3 separate regions of the Homo sapiens genome follow, and regions 2 and 3 are each linked to region 1. The links are chromatin contacts, found by Hi-C in ENCODE. All regions are on one chromosome and are shown on one strand. Each heading gives the region's core, a stretch centred on a gene start or an enhancer-like site at or near the end of the contact. The rest is flanking DNA. Distances are from core to core; before and after follow the strand shown.

Region 1 (2,700 bases), core at 21-2,520:
TCATTTCCACTTACATAGTGGCATCTGGATCCCCTATCTGAAAACTACAGAACAATTCAATTCTTTGCATACAGCTCCTCTTACTCACCTAGAATCACTGAACTTATCACCTGAGAATCTAGAATAATGGGATTTGCAACCCCCCCACCCTCCAGAACCAGGCCCCACCTCACCTTAGTGGTTAACATTAGAGTTTACTACAATATTAAAAGTAATAGTACGATCTCTTTTTCTCTCTGACCCCAAAAAGGAATAGAACTGAACGGAAATAAAAATGAAATGGAGAGTAGGAGACGTACCGCAGATTGAAACCTCGGTTGCTCTTCCTGGAATAAGAGAGAAAAAAAAAAATAGAAAATATAGAAGTTATTTTTACACTTAACATTCAATAATAAGAAAGAAAATGCCGGCGGCAGAGGAAGCGGAGGGTGGGGAGTCAGCCCGACACCCCTTCCTCCCTCCCCACCCCTTGCCCCCACCCTTCCACCCTCGGCGGGATCCGGTAGCAGGGTAGAGGGGTCCCGAGCGCCGCCCCTCCTTCCGGGATCCGACCTGGGCCAGAGGGGTCCCGAGCACTGTCTCCTCCCTGCAGACCCAGCTCGGGCATCTAGGCACCCCCAACCCCTCTCCGCCCTTCCCCGGCCCCCAGGATCCGCGGGTCACGGGAGGAGAGGATCGCAGTCCGAAGGGGCAGGTCCTGAACGCCGTCCCCTTCCCCTGGATCCGGACAATGGGATCCCGGGCGCCCCCCATCCTTGTCCCCCGGATCCTGAGCCGGGGAAGGTGGGAGCGGGAGGCCGCAGCACCCTCCCGCAAGGGAGGAGGTGGGGGTCCCAGAAGCCGCGTGTCTTCCCCCAACCTCCAGTCCCAGGAGGCCGCTCCGGCCAGGAGCCGGAGGGGAGCGAACCGGGAACGCGACGGAGGCACTCCTGGCCCCGAGGGGAAGGGGAAGGAGGCGGCGGCAGCCCGGCCCCCTCCCGCCGTCGCCCCGCTAAGAGCCCCGGCCGCTGTCCCCGCCTGACAACCCGCACGGGAAGGAAGAAGCCCCAGGACTCACGTCGCTCTCCACCTCGATGTCATCGTTATCGCTCATTTCCTACGGCCCAGGGAGCGGCCACTGCAGCGGCGGCGGGGAGGGGAAGGGGTGAAGGGGAGGGGGAAGTCACCGACAACAACAAGCCGAGTCCCCCCCACACACACACTCACTCACTCACTCACTCGCTCTCTCACTCACACACACACACAACACGGGCAAGAACCACCTCCTCACTGCAGCACCGGATCAACGGCGGCACGCACGCCCGGTCGGCCCCCGCCACGTGACCAGGCTCGCAGCGCTGGGGCAGCCGAGACTTGTAGTTCTTGTCCCTCTAACAGACGGCCCGGGTAGCTCCAGAAAAACTACAAATCCCGGAAGAAACCGCATCCAGGCGACGCCAGCCCGGCTTGTTGACGGAGCCCAAGGCGCCTGCGCGTCCCGGGGAGGGGGGGGGGGGCGGGGGGGGGCGGGGAGAGCCGCGGCGCGGCGCCTCCTGGGAGTCGTAGTCCGCAGACCGCGAGTTGTCAGGAGATTTTCCTCCCGAGGCGGCAGAGGAGGCTGCTGGGAAGACAGGACACGTGGAGGGAGCTGGAACTCCTGGAGCCGGGCACCGTCTGCGCGCTGGACGCCGGGCCCAGGGGACTGGGTGGAGTCTCTGGGGGAGTAGCCGGCTGTCTAAATAATGCTGCCTCTCTTTGGTGTGACTGGTTATACTTTGTCTTCTTCATACGGAGTGGTTCCGTTTTGCGCCTAGGGGCGTAACCCGCCCGGGAGGGAATCTGGCTGCGGCGGACCAGGGGGCGCGGCTCGGGATGCCTGCGCGAACCCTCGGGGGCTGGTGGGGAGGTGTCAGTGGCAGGTGTTTCGTGGTGCTACCGGACAGGCAGAATGACCGACCTCGCCGGGCGACCGCTCCCAGCCGCGAGAATCCTGTATTCGTTTATCTGGGAGTGACCATCCTCGCTACTCAGCTACTCACGTGAGGCTCCAGCGTTCACACAACGCGAACCCTCAACCACTATGGACGTGGAAGTAAAAGCCCCTTCAGAGTTTGTTGTAGCCCAGACAGTTTAGGCAATATCCCAGCTCAGAGTACCATAATTAAGATTGCAAAAAGGATCAATATGGGAAACTTTTGCAGTTCCCTGTCCAGTTAAAATCATATTTATATACTGTGGCATGAAGTGTAATCACATGCATTCCACCGATATTTATTGAACACCTAACTTGCCACAAGGGGATGCCATAACGGATAAGACCAAAACCATCCCTGCCTTCATGCAGCTCACAGCTGTGCAAGCAAGCGTGCCGGTCCTGCCGCCATTGTAAGAGTGTGCAACAAGTCCCATGGGAAGGAAGAAAACCATAACAGACACTTTCCACCCTGAGACAAAGTACCCATACTACTCCTTTACATCTGGTCTCCAAAGTGAATGACATCTTGAGCTTTTCCCATGAGTTACTGATTCCCGGATGAATACCATATTATCCCTGACTTTTGAATGTGGAAATTTGGGGATATGTCACACACAATTCTTGTGACACACATTCCTCAACGTGAGCATGTCATCTATGCTGAAAAGACAAATGTAAATGTGGTAATTTTTCCTTTACATTTTTTCCTTTAATATCTATTGTATTTCTTTCTCTCTCTCTTTTTT
Region 2 (2,700 bases), core at 184-2,683, 3.3 Mb before region 1:
AGTAGGGTACAGTCAAAGGAATAGGTCAGAGGAGGAAATCGCAGATTGATGTGAAGGCGTTGGTAATGTTCTGGTTCCTACACAGGTGAAAGGTGTACAGGTGTTTAACTGCTATGCTTTTTATCTCACACATCGCATAAATTTTTCTGTGACATAAAATATTACATAACATTTAAAAAACAGGTCAAGAGGGCAGGGTGCAGTGGCTCACGTCTGTAATCCCAACACTTTGGGAGGCCGAGGGGAGCGGATCACCTGAGGTTAGCAGTTCGAGACCAGCCTGGCCAACATGGTGAAACCCTGTCTCTACTAAAAATACAAACAAAACAAAACAAAACAAAATCCGGTTGGAGTGGTGCATGCCTGTAATCCCAGCTACTCGGGAGGCTGAGGCAGGAGAATCGCTTGAACTCGGGAGGCGGAAGTTGCAGTGAACCGAGACCGCGCCACTGAACTCCGGCCTGGGCAACAAGAGCGAAACTCCGTCTCAAAACAAAAAACAAACAAATCCAAACAAACAAACAAACAAACAAAAACAGGTCAAGGATCAGAAAAGTAAAGTGAGTTGACACTCCATTTACACACAGAAAGCCCAATGTTTTTCTATTATATCAGGATACCTCTTCTAAAGAATGATAGCTTACCTTTCAATCAGAGAAATGATCTAAAGTTCAAAATGTTACTCCATAGCTAGCTCCTGGAGGAAGGAAGCTAGGTGGCAGCGTGTACACAAAAAGGCAATTCATCCAAATAATAATATAACAAGAATATAACAAGTAGGTATTTTCTGCTAAGTGCTATGTAGCACAGGGGTGAATGCGTGGCAGGGCAGGAGGAGGGCTGTTTACAAGAGGGTATGAAATGCAGCTCTTCTTTTCAAGAGTGGTTGCAGAATGCCAGGGCTACAAAGAGAGGGCCGCACATTAAGCATCGTATTATGTGGGTACAGAGTATTAGGGTTCTCGATGACCAGAAGGAGAATGAGTGCAGTTTGTTTCCTAGCAAGCCTTCTTTAGCTTCTCTTCCCAAGTGGGAGTGGGGTTGGGGTTGGGACTGTTCTTTCCTAGCTCAAAAGTTCACTTATGTCACACTAGGGTCAGTTTAAAGGAGAGTGCTAGTAAGGGTAAAGTCAAGTTACATAACCTAGCGGAAAATGAAGACCTAAAACCGCTCGTGAGCAAACACAACACTTTAGACGTAAACCTCTTCCAAAGAAGGGTGGATCTCAGCACTCTGGGTGAAAGCAATCTCAGCCAGTAAAACATCAGAACGCTTTCACGCACGCGCAGTAAGCACACGACCGGTGGCAAGAGCCCGGATAAAGGCGGAGCTAAAGGTGCCGGATAATGCATCACGGAGCGCGTGTGCGCACGCCGTAGGGGGCGGGCCGTTCGGGCTTGGTTTCCTGGGCGACCACCGCTGGCTAGTCCGTTAGAGGCGTGCGGGCTTCGGAGGCGTGCGGGCTTCGGGTGCCATGGGGACTCCTCCCGGCCTGCAGACCGACTGCGAGGCGCTGCTCAGCCGCTTCCAGGAGACGGACAGTGTACGCTTCGAGGACTTCACGGAGCTCTGGAGAAACATGAAGTTCGGGACTATCTTCTGGTGGGTGTTTCTTGTCCACCACCCGCCTCTCCCTGCCCGCAGGTGGTGTAGAAAGTTGCCTCCTTCCCGGCGATATTGCACTTGTGAAGGGCTGAGAAGAGCGGCAGTCACCGAAGGTTGCCTCCATGACTCCTGGACCTTCCCCTGTGCTCAGGCAACGCGCTTTCCCTGCTCTATTTCATTGTGCCCTGATGGTTGTTGCGGCCTCCTCCCAAATATGCGTCTCTGCCTGGCCTCCCTTCTAAACTCCTCTCTCCCATCTCCACCCTGAGCCAGGCCACTATCATTTGCCCTTCCCCAGTCTTGTTCTAGGACCTGATGTTTAAAAACACACAAGCAAAGACAAAACCCTTCAAGATTGAATTAATTTTTCCTCCAACAACCAAAGTTGTCTTTTTTTTTTTTTTTTTTTTTTTTTTTGAGACGGAGTCTCCTTTTGTCGCCCAGGCTGGAGTGCAATGGCGCGTTCGCGGCTCAGTGCAACCCTTCGCCTCTCAGGTTCAAGTGATTCTCTTGCCTCAACCTCCGGAGTAGCTGGGATTACAGGTGCCCGGCACCACGCCCGGTTAATTTTTTGTATTTTTAGTAGAGACGGGGTTTTACTATGTTGGCCAGACTGGCCTCGAACTCCTGATCTCGTGACCCGCCCGCCTCGGCCTCCCAAAGCGCTAGGATTACAGGAGTGAGCCACCGCGCCCGGCCCAAAAGTTGTTTTTCAAAAGTGCAAATTTGATTATGTCACTCCCCGACTTATTACTCTGTAGTGGTGCCCATTGCCTTTGGGATAACGCTTGAATTCTCTGACTTGCCAAGACCATTCCTCACTGGCCTTTGCCTATCTCTCCAGCTTCGCCTGCCAGTCCCCTCCATGCACTCACTTTCTTGCTCCAGCAGCTGCTTTTTTTTTTTTTTTTTTTTCTTTGGGCCCTCTACAGGCTTTTCCTAATCCTGGAGTTTCCACCGCAACTCTCTTGTTTTGTCCACCTTATTCTTCACTCAGGGTTAAGCTCAAATGACATCCTCGGGGGAAGTCTTTTTTGCTCTTCTAGACTGAGTACGCTGTTCATGTTTTTTCCCCGCATAGCACCCTGTTTTTAT
Region 3 (2,700 bases), core at 174-2,673, 4.1 Mb after region 1:
GGGGACGACGGCGGCGAGCGCCCCCACCGGCAGCAGGCGCACCTCCCCAGGGGCAGCTGTCGCCGCGGCCCGCGGGGCCCGGGCCTCCCCGGGAGCAATAGGCTATCGATTCAGCTGCCTGTCGCTAGGAGCCCCGGGAGAGCGAGGCCTACACCGCCCGGCCGGAGCCCCGGCCTCGATTTCGCCACTTTCCCCAAACCAGAGGGAGAGCCCGGGGGCAACCAGGCCCGTCTGGGCGAGAGGGAGGAGAAGCAGAGACCACTTGCAACAGCGGCCGCGGGAAACGGGGTGCGGGGCGCCGGGCTCCCGCCAACAAGTCTCCCGGGGGTCCCCCACCCTACCGCCTGCCTCGCAAGTTGCGCATTCAAGTTCAGGCTGGTGCCCTTTAGCCTCCACAGCCCTCGCCACTCTCGAAACTGTATTAAAAACAAGACGCAGAAGAGGCCACAACCGAACGAAAGGCGATGGTGCTGGGCCTCTAAGAGCGCCGAGGGGGGCGGCCCACAGCGACCCTACCGCCCCAGTCACTTCCCCTCTGCAGACCCCGCCAGCCCCCGGGTCGCAGCCCCCGGCCCCTCGGCGTCCGGGTCTGTCACCGCCCGCTTCCCAGCCCCAAGACCCCTTTTCCTTAACGCCGGCGACGGGGGCTTCAGCTCCCCCTTGCCTCCGGCGCTCCTCGGCCTCCTCACCCTCCACATCCCCAAAATGCCCCCAGCACCTTTTAAAGTACGCGGAGGAAGAGTTTGCCGTCAAACTTTGTAGAGCGGTAACCTCGCCCCCCTCCCCGACCTACACTTTCAGGGCAGGCATCAGGAGAGATCACTTTGCACTTGGGATAAAGCGAATTAAGGAGCTGTCAACCATTTTAGGTCTTTTTTATAGAAGACATCCTCTCCTTCCCCTCCCCCTGCAATGGTTTTAATTTGACACCAAACCTTCCCACCGCAGAAGGGGGTAGAGAAAGGGAGGGGGTGGGGACAGAGGGCAGGAGGAGGGTGACGGGGGAGAGCGAGAGGGGGAGGCTGGGAGGGTGCGGGGAGGCGCGGGGAGGGGAAGGGGGTTGATTTACCTGAGACCAGCCACTGGCCTCCATTGTTGGAGAATTCAATGGCATTGACACAGCCGAAGTGGCCGAGGAGGTCCTTCTTGTAGAGGTTTCTGCAGCCCCGCAGGCGTCTCCTCTGAAAGTCCTGAGTGAGCAGGGGGTCCCCATGCAAGCCCCGCTGGGACAAGAAGCCCACCACTGACCTCATGCTGCCCCCCAGGCCAGCTCTCCTCTTCATGCTGGAACCGCCGCCGCCGCCGCTCGCGCCGCCGCCCCTCCCTCGGCCTCACGCGCGGCCGCTGCTCCCCCCACCCGGCCCTCCCCCCGCGCTGCGATCCGGATGGTTCTTTAACCAGCCATGGCAGGCAGAGCGAGGTGTGCAGACACTCGGCGGCGTTCGCGGCTTCCTGACGGTCCCCTCCCTCTCCTTCCCCCCGAGGCTCCTCCCTCTGCCTCTCCGCCTCCTCCAGCAGCTGATCCTCAGCTGCCGCCGCGCTTCCGCGATGCGCGGCCCTTCCGCCGGCTGCGGGGCCCCGAGAACGCGGCGTCGGCGCCCCTCCCCTCCGCGGGGGGCTGGCCGGAAGAACGCGGGCGGCCGGCCCGGAGACCACGGGCGCCGGCTGCTTTCCCAGTTGAGCCGCTTCCCGCCTGGGGACCTGGGTGGCGCCGGGCGGAGACCCCTCTGCACCCCAGCGCCCCGCACTCCGCGGAGTTGAATGCGCGTAACAATCCGAGTGGCCGCCGGGCTTTGGCTCGCCTTCCTCCCGCGGGGACCCGCGGGCCGGCTGCTGCCCGGAGGCCAGCGCCCGTACGAGTTCGGGGAAAATGCGGCTGGAGTGGGGGAAGGTGCGGGCGGGGGCTCCGGCCCTCCTTCCTCTGCTGGCCTCTGCCTTGGGCAGTCCGGCCCTGCCCGAGGCGGGGGAACCGGGAGGTAGGGCCGCACACTTGGAGGAACGTTGCCTGGGGGTTTTGTTCGCGCACCCGCCCCTTCCCCTCTCCCGGTAAATGTTTAACACCACCGCTCATCCCCAAGTCCAGTTCTCTAACTCTTCCTTCCTCCGGTCCTTTAGTTGAAAAAGGCTAAATTGTTCCGTCTGGCAGATTAGAGTGGTACATGGGGGGAAAGAGAAAGGGATAAAGAAGTAGGAAGAAAATTGCCAAAACCGAGTTGATGAAGTCCCGAGAAGCACGAGGTACTTCTCTCCGTTCCAGATAAATTTGCACGACACAAGAAGCGTGATTTGAAACTAACGATATATGTTATTTAATTGGGTTCGGTGAGCTCCTCTTAAAGGTCTCGAGTGGGGAGCACTGAGGTTGGACAGCTGTTAACCAGCAGCTGCGCTCCAGGCCAGAAGTGGCTGCACTTCAGTAGGATGGGAGTCACCGCGTTGACCCTAGTGGGTGTTAAATGCTTTGGAATTCTACCAGATACAGTTAAAAGTCCCCTTTTCGATGTATTATAGTACTTTTCCTGGAAGCTATCCTCTGTCATTAAGTGGTAATAAGCTACTGAAATAGGCACTTGTCAGTTTTGCCCTTTCAAGTTAGCAGGAATTACATCCTCTGGACCAGAGATGGCACAGGAGCAGTTGAGTAGAATCATCATTGAAAGATGGGCTGTACATCTCTGATCTGGGGAAAATAATAATAAT

What was found. Hi-C counts contacts between places; a loop is a spot of excess contacts on that map. Pooled maps may share reads with other maps.
Region 2: a map of CD4-positive, alpha-beta T cell shows a loop between it and region 1 (9-fold over the local background). The contact joins the promoter of SNAPC1 here to the promoter of MAX in region 1. A Hi-C loop is called at or near these places in 3 of 168 maps with a recorded cell type or tissue (CD4-positive, alpha-beta T cell, CD4-positive, alpha-beta memory T cell and naive thymus-derived CD4-positive, alpha-beta T cell) and 5 of 50 pooled maps.
Region 3: a map of CD8-positive, alpha-beta T cell shows a loop between it and region 1 (10-fold over the local background). The contact joins the promoter of DCAF5 here to the promoter of MAX in region 1. A Hi-C loop is called at or near these places in 2 of 168 maps with a recorded cell type or tissue (CD4-positive, alpha-beta memory T cell and CD8-positive, alpha-beta T cell), 1 of 37 single-sample maps with no recorded cell type and 6 of 50 pooled maps.

The regions. Positions count from the first base shown.
Region 1 is chr14:65,101,247-65,103,946 of GRCh38, forward strand. It overlaps MAX (MYC associated factor X), which reads right to left and starts at 1,271. Exons shown (of 5, transcript NM_002382.5): 1 at 1,058-1,271; 2 at 300-326. The coding sequence starts at 1,093. RefSeq lists enhancers at 342-842, 1,536-1,685 and a silencer at 856-1,205.
Region 2 is chr14:61,760,987-61,763,686 of GRCh38, forward strand. It overlaps SNAPC1 (small nuclear RNA activating complex polypeptide 1), which reads left to right and starts at 1,434. Exons shown (of 10, transcript NM_003082.4): 1 at 1,434-1,602. The coding sequence starts at 1,475. RefSeq lists enhancers at 1-172, 173-916, 760-849, 917-1,660, 1,661-2,404.
Region 3 is chr14:69,151,696-69,154,395 of GRCh38, forward strand. DCAF5 (DDB1 and CUL4 associated factor 5) reads right to left here and starts at 1,424. Exons shown (of 9, transcript NM_003861.3): 1 at 1,070-1,424. The coding sequence starts at 1,283. RefSeq lists silencers at 1-198, 359-408, 1,229-1,868.